2 separate regions of the Homo sapiens genome follow, and region 2 is linked to region 1. Evidence: chromatin loops called from intact Hi-C (ENCODE). Cell type or tissue: Caco-2. All regions are shown on one strand.

Region 1 (8,000 bases):
CATGGCTCACCACTCCCTCCCTTGCCCTGCACTCTCCAGTCACACAAATGTGACTCTGGTCCCAAATTGTCTTGCTCAGGGCCTCACACATGCTATTCTGTTGGAAACCCTCTTCTACCCCTGCCCACCCCTCCCTACCCCCAACCCTTAAATGACTAAGTCCTAACTCTCAGGTCTCAGCTTAGACGCCACTTCTTCCAGGGTGGTCTCCTCTGACTCCCCGAGTCAGAGTCAGGACCCCCTCTCTCTGGACACCCGCTTCGGAGCTGCTGTTGTGGGTCTCACTACACAAGAACGGCGGCCTGCATCTACCTTGCGCTGCTGAGTTCTCAGCTACCGGCACACGGCTGGCACTCAATGGGCACGCCACATGCCCACACTTGTGGAACTTCACCCGTGATCTAGTTTTGTGTCCCTGAGCCTGGCACACAGTGGACCCTTCCGGAGTGTTCACTGCTTCTGCTTCCACTGCTTCATGTGGAAGAAGGTGCCCACTGGGCAGACCAGAACCCACTAATGCTCATGGACCAGGGAAGAGGAGCAGCTGATCTGGGAGACACAGACTGGGGCCACACGAACCCCCAAGCCCCAGGGAAATGAGCTCAAGCTGATGGCCTCAGCCCTGCTCCACAGGAGACACAGAGCTTCCTGGATGCAGTGGGCATCTGAGAACAGGATAAAAATCTGCCCTAGGTCTATGGGAACTGGGCCTCCCATCCCAGGAACTGTGCCACCTGTGACAGGTCACTGGGGAATGCCCCACTCCCTCCCTGGGCACGGAGGAGCTGAGGAGGCCCTGACCAGTCATGTGACTGGACTGCCGAGCTCCAGCCAGCCCCACGTGTGGGCAGCACCCTGGCCTCCAACCCAGCCACACAATGCTGCAAAGCGACCACCTGGGCAAAGCCAGGGCTCCGAGGCACAGGCAACCACGATGTCCTGGCCACCAAGGGCTGCTCTAGCAGGGACCTGTCTTTGGCAAGCTGCCCTAATCTAATCAGTGTCTGAACACAGCAAGCAGTGCCCACCCGCAGGACCAGAACACAGAGGAAACCCTTGAAAACTGGCCCAGGACTAAGCTTCCCTCTGAGTCAAGCTGCGTCTCTGAGCCTCTGCCCAGACATCCCAGAGCATTCGGTGCTGGTGCTGAACACAGCCCCGGGGAAGGCGCCCTGCCTCCAGACTCACCTTCTCCTTCTTCCTTCCCTCTTATTGTCCCTCCCAGGATAATTAAACAATAATGATTAGTGCCAAAAAAAACAACATGTCGTTTTCCTGGGGACTCGGTTCTTGAGCTTTCTGAATAAGGAGGCAGCGTTGATCGGGAGAAGTAGGGCAGGGGCAACAACTGGGGCCCTAGAGCAGAGGAGTCTTCCATTTCCTCATCTCTAAAATGGGTCACACATGGTATTTCTGCTGCTCCGGGATGACCCCTCAAAGCAAACTGCACCCGGGATGTCCACTTCAGCTGCTTCGCACCCCGAGGTTACACCTGGTCAGACTGCAGGACTGGCCTTTCTCGTCCAGTCTGCAGCAGGGCCCTTGCCACCCGCCCGGCCGGGTCCAGCAATGGGCCCCAGTGTCATCATTCAGGCCCAGGCCCAACTTCTCCCCAGAGGCTGGAGGGGCTGGGGTGACCTTCTAGGCACATCGGGGCACAAAACAGAAGGCGGGAGATGCACACTACTTCTGCCTAGCAGTCGTGCCTTTCCCTCTTCTGTGGATAAATGAGTCACTTTTTCATTGTCCCAGTACAAATAGAATTTGGCTGAAAGGTCTGGCGTTCATGGGGCTCATTTCGCGTTCTTTTGATAGTTGTATTCTATTTGTCACACATGGTATTTCCTTCCCTGTGGCAGGTGGTTGGGGAGGGGAGGTTCCCACCCCCAAAAGTGAAGCGTAGGGTCTGGAGATTTCCTCACTAATCCACTGAACAGATCCTGATTGAGGGTCTACCTTCTAGAAAGGAGAGAGAGATAATAAATGATAAGCTTGGTACATAAATAAGTTATGTAGTAGGTTAAAGGTCACAATACACAGAAAATAGAAGACTGGGGAAGGTGAACTAGGGGGTGAGGGAAGGTGGGGGCAGGTTGTACATTAAATAGGTTGGTCAACATGGACCTCATCGAGAGATGAGATTACAGCCAAAGCCAGGGTCAACCAAGAGGGACTGTGGGTAAAGACCATTCCTGGTAGAGGGAATGGCTGGAATGAGGCTCCCAGGGGAGAGTGTGCCTGGAGCACGGGCAGAGTCCTCCCCAGTCCAGACATCTGGTCCACCCCTGACCCCCGATTCTGATCTGGGCATCTTCTGGCAACAGGATGGGGGCCAGGCCTTGCCCCCAGGAGCCCGAGCCCAGCCAGGTCTAGCAACTGAGGCCCTGTGTCCCTAGCCTGCCCAGATGTCCACGTGTGACCCACTCCTGCAGAAGCGCTCTGCTGCACCGGGATGACCCCTCAAAGCAAACTGCACCCGGGACGTCCGCCTCAGCTGCTTGGCACTCTGAGTCAGCCTGCAGGACCTGCCTTTCTCATCCAGCCCGTGCCACCCACCTGGCCGGGTCCAGCAGTGGGTCCTACCACCATCGTTCAGGCCCAGGCCCAGCTCCTTTCCAGAAGCTGGAGTTTACGAGGCCATGCCGCTGACCACACTGCCAAGTCGTCCCAGTCACCAGGCACAGCCACCAGGAGCGCTGGGTGGGACCGGAGGCAGCCCTAGAAAACGGGGCTGCCTGGAGGTGAGCAGACTGGTGGACGATGGACGCAGGCCAGATGCGGGGACCACAGATGCGCTGCTGTGAGGACAGAAAACAGTTGCAGGTGTCCCAGAAAGCGTTCCAAAGAGGAAGGCCCTCTCACCCCTGGAGCACGGTTTCCAGGCCCCCAGCCCACAAGGACAGCCCCTCTGTGTCCAGCCCTAGATCCCACTCACACCTGCCTTGAAGCGCTGGCTGTGGACATGCTTAAATCTACTCACATGTGCCTCAGACCTGGGTTGGGGGTGGGCAGGAATTTCCAAAATCTTTTTAGACGGATTCAGATTCTTTTTAGCTATCCAATCCTTTCTTCAAATGAAATGGGGCTCATGAAGAACCCCAGTAGACAGAGCGGGACATGAAGCGGGTTGGAGGGAACGCTAGGACCCTCACTGGAGCACCCACACTCACCCCCGACAAACCCCCCAGGAGACCACGGCCCCCAAGAGCAGGGGTGGCTGCGCTCCTCACAGCCTGTGGCTCACAGCTCACAGCGGAGCTGCAGGCCCAGCTGAGACGAGGCGGCAGAGAGTGGAGTGGATGAGCGGGGTGTGCGAGAGTGTGTCTGTGACAGTGAGTGTGTGTGTGTATGAGAATGTGTGTGAGAGTATGTGTGAGGAGTCTGAGAGTGTGTGTCTGAGAGTATGACTGTGTGTGTGGAGTGTGAGAGTATGTGAGTGTGTGTGGGAGTGTGTGTGGGAGTCTGTGTGTGGGAGTCTGTGAGTGATAGTGTATGACTGTGTGTGAGGGTGAGCATGTGTGTCTGTGTGATAGCAATAGTGTGTTTGTATGTGTATGATTGTGTGTCAGTACATGTGTGAGTGATGTGTGTGTGTGTGTGAGTGTATGTGAGAGAGTGTGTGAGTGTGTGTGTGAGAGAGGGAGAGAGAGAGGGAGAGAGAGAGGGGAAAGGGCTATCAATGTAATTTGCCTCTACAGCTAAACACACAGGCCGTAATCATAGCCATTTTACTAAATGCCCATAAAACTAAAAAACAAATAGGAAACCTCCGGATTACAGGGCCTTCTCTGAGCAGGGAGTGGCGCAATCAAGTGCTATCTGCGCTAAGTCCCAGCTTGCAGTGAGTGACCCAGGAGGCGCGGGTAAACAGAGAGAGGACCCCGTTCCCTGTCCCCCCCATCAAACCTCCAAGGCTGAATGCCTCCGAGGCTGAGCGCCGGGGGAACGGGGGGCTTCCTGGGAACGCAGTCCCCTCCGTGTGGGGGTCCTCAGCTCCCCTGTGTGAGCCTGTGCCATGCGGAACGGGACCACAGCCTCAGCCTCACAACGTGCCTGTGACCCAGCGGGAGTGGAACCCAGGCCTCTGGCACCGGGGACCCTCAGAACCCTGCCTGCAAGGGAACCCCAGACTTTGAGGGGAACAGCCTCGTGCAGCCCTCATTTCTCCCTTACAGCTGTGGGACTTCACAGACAAGCAAAAGAAAGGGAGCATTTTAGCAAGAGCAGCCTCAACGCCACCCCCTAGAGAGCAGAAAAAAAGGGATGCTACCCCAGGTCTTACTCTAGGGTCTCCCCTCGGCCACACTCCCTGCCTCAACAGAATCTCAAGCGCCAGAATCACCAAAGGACATTCTAAGTGTCATTCCGCCCTGAGTGTCAGAAAATGCCTGCAGTGGATCCTCAGTGGCCTCCGCTGATGTAAGGAGGGTGGCCCGGAGGAGGCCGCCCTGCAGAGGGCTCCCCAGCACAGCAGCCGCGGGGACCCAGCACGCCAGGCGCACGACAGGGAGCAGCCGGTAGCCGGGGCAAAGTCTGCAAGGATCCAAGCAGGACCTGCCCCACCCTGGTTCCACCCTCACTTCTTGATGCTTGCCTTCCAAAGACCTGGGGACTTACCTGTCCCCTGAAAGATACGTTTACCAGGTAACAGCATCTTCCCAACCCCCACGAACCTCGCACTCCAGGCTGTGTGCACCTCAGATCTCTGTGGAAGTGGCATCTACTACTGAAAACATTTTTTTGGCAGAAAAAAAAAAAACCCTCAGCTTTAAGAGACTATTGCTGGCAGTGCAGGCTCCAAGCAGACCCAGAATCAGGCCTAGCCAGGCCCTTCCGGCAGCCCCCTCAAGCTCCGAGCTCCCTCCCAGCAGGGCGTCCCTCCGCTGCACCCTCATGGATGCCCCATCCACCTGATGGCAGCCCCTCCTTAGTTCTGGCCACTCCTTCAGCACCAAGGCCTGGGAGGTGGCTTAGGAGGTGAAGAGGAAGGAGCAGCAGGGATGCCCCGAGGCAGACGCCCGGGAGTCATGCACTAGGGCCTCCCAGGGCTGACTGGGCCAGGCACCTGCGCAACCCTCACTGACATGGCACGGAGAAGGCAGTTGGACGGTTCCTGGTGGTCTCCATTCTTCATCTCCTGAGCTCCTCTTACACTGGGGTCAGCCTCCCTCCCCTGGCTGGCACAGGGCTGGTCTCAGCCAAACCCTGTGTCCCTGCCATCTACATCAGTCGGTCCCATGTGAGAAGGAGTGACTCAGGCACTTTGTAATGCAAGATCGTTTACTTCAAGGCGCAAGAGGCTGAACCTGCTTACCCCACCTGGCCGGGAGCCCCCTTGTGGAAGAGAAAGCGGAGGGTTGGGGCGGGCGGGGGGACCGGTGCCCCACCCTGCAGAGTGCTAGCTGAGTTAACCTGCCACAAAAGTATTAGATATCTGGGATAAAATGATCATGGGTGGTGTCACCCCCTTCTTATTAAAATTCTGGGGCCAATGGTTTCATGTGGTTTGAGAGAAAGAATGCTCCCTGGCTGGGCACAGTGGTGCACAACTGTGGTCCCAGCTACTCAGGAAGTTGAAGTGGGTGGATCACTTGAGCCCAGGCAGGTCAAGGCTGCAGTGAGCCGTGACCGCACCACTGCACTCCAGCCTGGGCGACAGAGCAAGACCCTGTCCCCCCACCAAAAAAGACAGAAATGTTCCCCTACGTTTCTTACATAAAGGCAAGACCAGCACCCGCCCCCCGCCCCTGCCACCTTGTCTCATGGATGCTGTCTGTGCCTTTAAGACGCCCAGTGGACGCACACGCCCGAGAGCTTAGAAAGTATTGCCTGTCACCGCCAGATTTTTTTTTAGGTGTGCAAACATCCAGAAATCAGCATGGTTCTAATTTCTACTTGACAAGTCCATGTAGTTAATTTTAAAATGAAAATTGTGTCCGTTTCAAACTTCTCTTTCCTCTTTTTCACACTAAATACCAATACCCTTGGTGCCAGACTCTAGAGTCTCTTTCTATGGGCAACATTGGGAGTAAGGATGGGACCTTCCCCACCGCCTCACCCAGCAGGCTGTGCATTCCCAGCCAGTGCCTGGGACAGGAGAGCCATCTGATAGTTGTCCATAGAAGGAATGCCTGCTCTGGCCTGGTATGAACACACGCAGCCCAGGACCTCCAGGCCACCAGTCACGTGTGGGAAGAGAGGGTGCAGCCCCTCCCTGCAGCCCAGAGAGCAGGAGAATCCAGCCCTGGGGACCGCCTAGGGCTGGACTATGGCCCCACCACCCCACTTGCTGTGTGACTCTTGACAAACTACACAATTTCTCTGTGCCTCAGTTTCCTCATCCTGTGAAGTGGAGAGTGTTACAGAAGCCACCAAATAAAGCAGCAGCCACCAAATAAAGCCCCTGTAAGGATTAAGAGAAAAAATGTAAGTGAATAATGACATGTAGCCAGGTTGCACGGACTGACACTCCATCAACAGAAATGCAGAGGGCTCAGTATGTTTATGGTTGATCAAACTGATTCACAGAAAATGTAATGAGAAAGCACCCTGCCACCTGTCATAAAATTCTGATTTATTTTACCCTAAAAGTCACTTTATAAGAAATCAAAGGCAGCAGACATGATCATTCACTAAGCAATACACATATAATTAGTGAATGCCTCTGTATGTACATCATACTTTCATACGTTTATTTTATAGGACATTGGGCTATCATTATTATGTATGAATAATCTTAAGGTGGGATATGCTCACCTTTAATAATTCAGGGAACAGTATTTTTACTCATAAAGTCATAGAGTAAGTGCTCACGAATGTGCTGTTTCTAATGGGATATTGTACTTGGTTTCACTGATTTCTCAACTTAAAAGTCCCAAAATTTTATTTTCCAAAAAATCTGCTTAGAAAAGTTCCTATTCTGGCTGAATCCAGGTATGATTGCCTTTATCCAAAATGGATTATTCATCATTCTAAAACCTGTAGGTGCTTAGGGGTTCAGGGTAAGTTAGGTAAATTAGGTGGGTTCAGAGTAAATTAGTTAGGGTTCAGGTGCTTAGGGGTTCAGGAATATGGTTCCCAAGAAAATGGATAAAACACACACTTGAAACTGAGGGGCGGGGGGGCAGGGGGTCGGGGGAAGTTCTTCAAACTGGGACCCTTTCGTTTGGAAGCAAGAAGTTAAGAGTTTCCCCCCACGCAGCGTTTGCCCCTCCGTGGCCACTGCCCCACCCGGCTCTGCCCTGGTGGTCACCGCAGGATCTTGGACTACCACCCGCGATTGTTACCTGGGTCTCCCCACCTCCCCTCCCATAAACATTAACTCATCGTGCTTTTGTGTTTCCCAACCCCATACAATGCGTCCTTCCCAAGGCCATGGGCTACTTCTAAGCCTAGTTAATCCTCCTCGACAGGCTGATGGAGCTGGGATAAGAAGTTGCCGAGGAGTCTCTGTGGCTGAATAAATCCAGACCACCCTCTCCCACTGCACGTGTCCCCACAGGCTGAGGGCCTGGGCCCATGGGGGGCTGCGCCATGGTGGGACCCAGACTTGTGGGCACGTGGCTTCCCATCTTCTGGGGCAGGCAGGACAGCGGGGATCCAATCAGCACAGTTCACAGCCCATTGGCCAGAGCACATCACTCACCTCCCCTGGAGCTAGGAGACCCCAGGGTGCCAGGAATTAAATACAAGCAGGAGCACCAGGAACCTGGGCCGACCTCTCTGGTCATGCCTCTGTACCCACCACCTTAAAGCTTCTCCAAGTCTGCAAAGCCCCCTCCCAGCCCTTCCCCTTGGCCACCATAGCATCCTCTGCGTAGACCTGGCCCCTGTCCCTGCTGACCCCTGCTCCCAGGCACTCTTCTCCTGCTCCACACGCTCCTCCCAAGCGCCTTTGTCAGAGGCAGTACCTCTCATTGCAGACCCCGGAGAGACAGGGTGGCAGGGTGAGGCACTGCGGGGCGAGAAGTGGAGCCGCCCAGACAGGAAGCCGGAGTCCT
Region 2 (8,000 bases), 500 kb before region 1:
TCCTCGCCATCCCTGGCGTAGCTATATTATTTATTTATTTTGTATAACAGGCTTTCCAATGGCAGGCCTTTTTTAGAAAAAAGAATTTCACGGTGTAACCAGGGTGAATTTTGGAATCTGCTGGGCTGGGTGGTTTTGTAAGCATTCGAGCTTAAATCCGTTACTGATTCATTTTAGTGTTGCCTCTAGGTATTCTGCCTTCTGCTTTTCTTAAAGCATCTTAAAAAAAAAAAAAAAAAGGCCCTTCTAACTATGATAGTCACCAAGAATGAGATTTTCAAAAGCACCTTAATGTCCTTTGATGTGCAAAGGCGGGTTAGGTGTTGAGAGCTGTCTTGCAGGACAATTCCTGCTGTGGCCATAACCTATTTTAGAACCCACTGACCTATGTCCAAAGAAGAGTAGAGGATGCATTTATTGCTGGATCTTCTTTCCTATCTGCACTTGCCAAAAATTTCAAGAATGTATCATTCTGTAATCACCAAGTTTCATCATTTTCTCTCCAGACTTTTGTACCTTCTTAGTGGTCATTTTGACAAACCTTACACAGATAAAATTATGCCACAGCTTATGAAATATATTATCTCATTCAATCTTCCATCTTATAAAAGGAAGTATCAACTATGTGGATCATTTCTCCTCCAAAATTATCACCTTAAGTATGAAAAAATTAAAAAAAGAGAAAATAAAAATTGGAACAGAATCAGACTTATTTTCTGTTATAAACTGTTGTTACTAACAGGCTGCCCAGGCACTGCTCCAACCCGGTGAGAGGCTCTCTGATGAAGTAGCGTTTCTAAGTGGCATGGACAGGCAAGACCACGTGCACAGATACCCCTCCGTGATTTCAGTCACCACCTTGCTTTTGTTGGACATACATCCAATCTGATGCTTGTTTTGTTTAATATCAGTTTTTAACATCAGACTTTGTAAAAGGTACAACAAGAAATAATGCAAATTCAGAATTTCTCCTTCCATAGATTGTCATCTATCCTCCCTCACTGATCCAGGAACAGAGTTACAAGCTACCATTATTTCCCTTTAAGAAGCTAAGTAGCTGAGCCACCAGACATTCACAGCCCTGTTTTCAGAAGTTCTCCCTCCCTGTGACGCAGCTGGAATGGGAGGCAGAGGGGATTCACGAGGTCCTTTCCTGAGACTTGGAAGCTTCCCGCCGTCAGGGTGTGGCTCATTTCTGGTCATCAGCTGCTGTTTCTGAGCAGATCCTATTAGGCTCCCAATGAAAAATGGGGTTCCTTATAGCTCACTCTCTACCAAGAAACAGCGAATCAGAGCATAATACGCAAATTGCTAATATGTCATTTTTACCATAACGTGTAGGTTTCTATTATAAGTGAGGGAAGAAAAGCAGGAAAGGGTGGAGAAGGACATGAAGCATGAGACTCATCGCCCGTCTGTCCGAGGGTGTCATTTGCTCTTCCACATGCACAGGTGCAGACAAGCCCAGTCCCAGAGGGTATGCAGTGCCTAGGATTTTGTATAATATCACTGCTACCCTTGGTAATGATCGTCGTGTTTATGATACTCACTGAATACTTACTAAATACCAGGCACTGAGCTATTTATTTCTTTTAATACAACATTTATAAGCCCTGAGATGGCTTTGAGACAGATATTGTCATTTCTATTTTAAAGATTTAAAAACATGAATCTTAGAAGACCAACATCATTTGTCCAAGCTTCCATACCAAGCAGGCAGAACCCGGATTCGAACTCTGACCCATCTGACTCCAAACCAGTGACCCAGTTGCTTATTGTGGGACCTAGTTTACACTGTTATCTAAACAGTGAAAGTGCTGAGGAAGACACAGTAATCTAGTGCCAATGCCAAGCATGCCTTCAGACTCAGAGTTCTAATAAAATTGTGTACAAGGCTGCACTCCCTTTAAGGAGAAGGGAAAACCCTACTGTTCATAGCTTTTTCTGGTGACATTTACTTGTTTTACCTTTTGATAAAATCATTTGTCTTTTTTCTGGATCGTGTTTGCAAATAAATCCTTCAATGAAAAAATCCTTTCATCATTTCACATTCCCAGATCCTGAAGGCACCTGCATTCCAGCTCTTCAGGGAGGCAGGGGAGGACCCTGGGGAGGACCCTGGGGAGGACCCTGCACATTCCTGCCAGCTGTATGGGCCCCTCCCCAAATGTTCAGCCGAAGAATTCACCTCTGAACAATTTACTAGGTCTCCCAAACAGCCTATTGTCTTTGTATTTGGAAAAACTAAATCCCCTCTAAAAACAACCTTCAGAGTAGTGTATTTTTATCTTAAAATTTGTCATGCTGATTTGCTCATTACTATAAAGTACCTGCAACACACTGCCTCTGGAAATCATGTCATCCATTTCCCTTCTTTTTTTTTTTTTTTTTTTTTTTTTTGAGACGGAGTCTCGCTCTGTCGCCCAGGCCGGACTGCAGACTGCAGTGGCGCAATCTCGGCTCACTGCAAGCTCCGCTTCCCGGGTTCACGCCCTTCTCCTGCCTCAGCCTCCCGAGTAGCTGGGACTACAGGCGCCCGCCACCGCGCCCGGCTAATCTTTTGTATTTTTAGTAGAGACGGGGTTTCACCTTGTTAGCCAGGATGGTCTCGATCTCCTGATCTCATGATCCACCCGCCTCGGCCTCCCAAAGTGCTGGGATTACAGGCGTGAGCCACCGCGCCCGGCCCCATTTCCCTTCTTTATAAAACATCCCACTAATTTCACAATCCCGTAATAGTATTTTTCAAATGACAAACCAAGATCTGTTAGTGAGTCAGGAAATCAATTTAGTAGGTTGCAATCAGCTTTTCTAAATTAAATAGAATATGATATAGAATCATATAAAAAATAACAGCATGTCATGTATGGTATTAGTTCTCAATCGGTGGTTAGTTTTCCCCCAAAGGAACATTGGCAATGTCTAGAGACACTGTTGTCCTAACTGGAGCAGAAGGGTTCCTGGTACCTGGTGGGTGGGGGTCAGAGATGCTGGTAAACATCCTACGGTTCACAGGACAGCACCTGCCACAGAGAATAATTCAGTCAAAGTTGTCAATAATGCTGAGATGAAGAAACTCTCACCTATAGTAAGGGTAAGACTCATAAAGCTTTTGTTCTGTGACGTGTGTGTGTGTGTGTGTGAAGGTAATTTCATTTGTCTGAGACTTATCAGTTACTCACTAGTAAGTTAGCCATAAGAATGCCTCACCTTGGGTGGTTTTAAGAATGATTCTATGAAATAAGTCATGTGACTAAACAACACACACACACACACACACACAAACACAAATTCCATCCACATAATATATGTTAATCCTTACCCACCCCCCACCCCCGCCCTGCTTTTCTTCTGAATGGTAAAATACCTAAAAAGGTGGCTGACACACAGCAGGTGTTCAAGAAATAAATATCTTGTCTGAAATTCCTAAATTGCTAAGATATCATTTTTACCATAATGTATAGGTTTCTATTATAAGTGAAGGATGAAAAGCAGGAAAGGATGGAGAAGGACATGAAGGATGAGACCTGTCGCCTGTCTGTCCGAGGGTGGCATTGGCTCTGTTACATGCACAGGTGTAGGCAAGCCCAGGGCCAGTGTGCTTCTGCGCATTTTGTCTTGTGTCATCTTCACCATAAACCAATGGAGAAGGCAGGGCAGGAATTCTTGTCCTCCTTTTACAGATGAGGAAACTGAGACAAATCAGGCGGAAAGAAGTAAGAGAAACCACCATGGAGTGAGACTCCAATAACTCATTTCTAAGCTGGGTTTTGGTGTAACTAGCACAGAGATCTTGTCTCAGTCTCTTCAATCAGATGAGCACTTATCCATGAGATCAGGGGAGAAGACTAAATTGTTTTCAAGTTCCCTTTGATTTTTAAAATCATTACAATCAAAGAAGGTATGAAACGTTCCCCAAGCAATGTGGCTGGTGAATGGCAGAGCCAGACCCAGGGCTCTGGACACCTGGCTACACCATGGGCCACCTGGGCATTCCCCACTCAACTAATAGGATCTTGCAAAAATATTACGGTGGTGCAGAGGTAATTGCAGTTTTTTGCACCAACCTAATACTTAGGTAAAACTCACTTAAATGTTCACTTTTAAAAAAGATGAATTTGTGTAACATGGTACTTTGACAAAAGGGGCAGAGCAACATCAACAAAACCCACTGAGTGTTTCTTCATTGCAAGAGGGAGGCTTTGGAACAAAGACTATGTGTTTGACCCAGCATGTGTTTATGAGAACTGAATTATAATTTCATCAGCAAATTCTTATCTGTGTCGTTTTACAAAGGCACATTCTAAATTTTTGAGGGACCAGCTGACTTGATCATTGTGATACTGATAAGATGAAAAAAAGTGAATTTTGAAATGTTGTCATTCCGGTTGCTTTGGTGACACAAACCCTGTAGATCCCAGAGCACAAGGTCACCTTTATCTTCTCAAAGGGCATGTTATGAAATTGCACAATGCCTGACACTTTCATGGGAGTAACTTACCCAAGCCCGTTCTTGGGAAACTACCCCATCATGAGATAGCTGACCTAGAGAGCTCAACCCATCTGAATAATTGGCAGGAAGCACATACGATCTATTTGACTTCATCAGAAAACAAGCTTCTCACTTGGCCTTCAGGGGCCTTCCCAGCCTCACAGCTCCCATGCGGGGTCACCCTGCACGCCCTTCCTCTCACTCTCCGTGCTCTTCTCTGCTCCTATGCTCAGGAGGAGCACATTCCCTCTGCCTGGAATGCCCTACCCGCTGTTCTGATTTGTGGGTGCCTTACTCCCCTCTTACCAGTGTCTCCTCCCACTAGCATTCCTCCACTTCCACGCAAAATTAGCATCGCTGGCTTCTATGAGCTCACAGTAATCTTTATCCTTGCTCTTATAAATGCCACACGACACTGGACTTTTAACCCACATGTCTGTCTCCCACACTGAACTGTGACCTCCAAGGGAGCAGGGACTGTGGGTTTCTTTGAACACTGGGACTCCGCCACCTGTACTTCCAGTTACTTGCTGGATGCCCAAGTTCTCTGCTCCACTGTGAGCTCCATAAAACCCAGGATCAGCTCTCTCATGTGTTCCTGCCTAGCACATAGTTGGTGACTAATAAATATTTATGGAATCTAGTAATCAACTATGAGTTTCTAGAGAGCAAAAGAATTTCCCCATTTATGTGTGTATCCCCCAACACTTAGCACAATGCCTAGCACAAGATTAGGTACCACAAAATGTCTGAATTTGAATAAAGGCAACTTGAGTCCTGCTATAATCCTGGTTTTAGCCTGGCTAGACTTTGTCTACCTCGGCCAGATCTGGCCTGTCAAGGGCTCCTCACTAAACAATTAACTGAGGCTTGTCAGAGGCCTCAGAGCTCAACAAACAGTTCAGCTTGGTCTGACTTATGCTCCAGTCTGCTAAGAATTTCTTGTGCACAAACATCACATGGCCCAGAGTGAACCCAAAGGACTGATGGGGAGAGGAGGGAGCGATGGCCAGGCCTTCTAGAAGTCAGTCACTGCTATTGACAGCATTTTGAGGCACTTGATTGGGATAATACAGTTTTCCCAAGATAGCGTTTCCACTGTTGTGCCAAATTAAATAGCTAACTCCTGCACAGGAGTGAAAATCAGTTGGGATGGCTCAAGTTTCCTCTGTCCTTCCATGTGTCAAACCTCCCAGACAGAACTGGGATCTTCAAAAGCTGAATCTCTGTAAGTTGTGGCTTTCTCCGGTGCTTTGCTATTTTATAATTTAAGTGGTGGAGATGCCTTTGTATTAAAATTTTAACGGGGAGAATGGAACCAAGTTGGAAAACACTCTGCAGGATATTATCCAGGAGAACTTCCCCAATCTAGCAAGGCAGGCCAACATTCAGATTCAGGAAATACAGAGAATGCCACAAAGATACTCCTCAAGAAGAACAACTCCAAGACACATAATTGTCAGATTCACCAAAGTTGAAATGAAGGAAAAAATGTTAAGGGCAGCCAGAGAGAAAGGTCGGGTTACCCAAAAAGGGAAGCCCATCAACTAACAGTGGATCTCCCGGCAGAAACTCTACAAGCCAGAAGAGAGTGGGGACAAATATTCAACATTCTTAAAGAAAAGAATTTTCAACCCAGAATTTCATATCCAGCCAAACTAAGCTTCATAAGTGGAGGAGAAATAAAATACTTTACAGACAAGCAAATGCTGAGAGATTTTGTCACCACCAGGCCTGCCCTAAAAGAGATCCTGAAGGAAGCTCTAAACATGGAAAGCACAACCGGTACCAGCTGCTGCAAAATCATGCCAAAATGTAAAGACCATTGAGATTAGGAAGAAACTGCATCAACTAACGAGCAAAATAATCAGCTAACATCATAATGACAGTATCAAATTCACACATAACAATATTAACTTTAAATGTAAATGGGCTAAATGCTCCAATTAAAAGACACAGACTGGCAAATTGGATAAAGAGTCAAGACCCATCAGTGTGCTGTATTCAGGAAACCCATCTCACATGCAAAGACACACATAGGCTCAAAATAAAAGGATGGAGGAAGATCTACCAAGCAAATGGAAAACAAAAAAAGGCAGGGGTTGCAATCCTAGTCTCTGATAAAACAGACTTTAAACCAACAAAGATCAAAAGAGACAAAGAAGGCCATTACATAATGGTAAAGGGATCAATTCAACAAGAAGAGCTCACTATCCTAAATATATATGCACCCAATACGGGAGCACCCAGATTCATAAAGCAAGTGCTGAGTGACCTACAAAGAGACTTAGACTCCCACACAATAATAATGGGAGACTTTAACACCCCACTGTCAATATTAGACAGATGAACAAGACAGAAAGTTAACAAGGATACCCAGGAATTGAACTCAGCTCTGCACCAAGCGGACCTAATAGACATCTACAGAACTATCCACCCCAAATCAACAGAATATACCTTTTTTTCAGCACCACACCACACCTATTCCAAAATTGACCACATAGTTGGAAGTAAAGCTCTCCTCAGCAAATGTAAAAGAACAGAAATTATAACAAACTGTCTCTCAGACCACAGTGCAATCAAATCAGGATTAAGAAACTCACTCAAAACCGCTCAACTACATGGAAACTGAACAACCTGCTCCTGAATGACTACTGGATACATAACGAAATGAAGGCAGAAATAAAGATGTTCTTTGAAACCAATGAGAACAAAGACACAACATACCAGAATCTCTGGGACACATTCAAAGCAGTGTGTAGAGGGAAATTTATAGCACTAAATGCCCACACGAGAAAGCAGGAAAGATCCAAAATTGACTCCCTAACATCACAATTAAAAGAACTAGACAAGTAAGAGCAAACACATTCAAAAGCTAGCAGAAGGCAAGAAATAACTAAGATCAGAGCAGAACTGAAGGAAATAGGGACACAAAAACCCTTCAAAAAATTAATGAATCCAGGAGCTGGTTTTTTGAAAGGATCAACAAAATTGATAGACCGCTAGCAAGACTAATAAAGAAGAAAAGAGAGAAGAATGAAACAGACGCAATAAAAAATGATAAAGGGGATATCACCACCGATCCCACAGAAATACAAACTACCATCAGAGAATACTACAAACACCTCTACGCAAATAAACTAAAAAATCTAGAAGAAATGGATAAATTCCTCGACACATACACCCTCCCAAGACTAAACCAGGAAGAAGTTGAATCTCTGAGTAGACCAATAACAGGAGCTGAAATTGTGGCAATAATCAACAGCTTACCAACCAAAAAGAGTCCAGGACCAGATGTATTCACAGCCGAATTCTACCAGAGGTACAAAGAGGAACTGGTACCATTCCTTCTGAAACTACTCCAATCAATAGAAAAAGAGGGAATCCTCCCTAACTCATTTTATGAGGCCAGCATCATCCTGATACCAAAGCCGGGCAGAGACACAACCAAAAACGAGAATTTTAGACCAATATCCTTGATGAACATTGATGCAAAAATCCTCAATAA

Evidence for each region. A loop is a pair of places that touch in the nucleus more often than their neighbours do. Peaks named below come from ENCODE experiments on the same cell type or tissue, not always from the same donor. Only the 100,000 strongest peaks of a DNase experiment are listed, where the experiment ranks them.
Region 2: it touches region 1 in a loop (2.6-fold over the local background); 2 of 110 quality-filtered maps call a loop at or near these places.

The regions. Positions count from the first base shown.
Region 1 is chr2:8,623,429-8,631,428 of GRCh38, forward strand. All of the region lies in intron 1 of LOC105373411 (a long non-coding RNA gene), which reads right to left. Among named protein-coding and RNA genes, the nearest start is that of LINC01814, 44 kb to the left of the region's middle. In Caco-2, a CTCF peak has its summit at 4,416 (motif pointing right); DNase peaks (open chromatin) are centred at 1,873, 2,133, 3,813, 4,513 and 4 weaker places; H3K4me3 peaks cover 708 bases.
Region 2 is chr2:8,121,549-8,129,548 of GRCh38, forward strand. The region is part of intron 7 of LINC00299 (long intergenic non-protein coding RNA 299); the gene reads right to left. Among named protein-coding and RNA genes, the nearest start is that of LINC00298, 150 kb to the left of the region's middle. In Caco-2, no CTCF peak of the experiment used is centred here; a DNase peak (open chromatin) is centred at 4,473.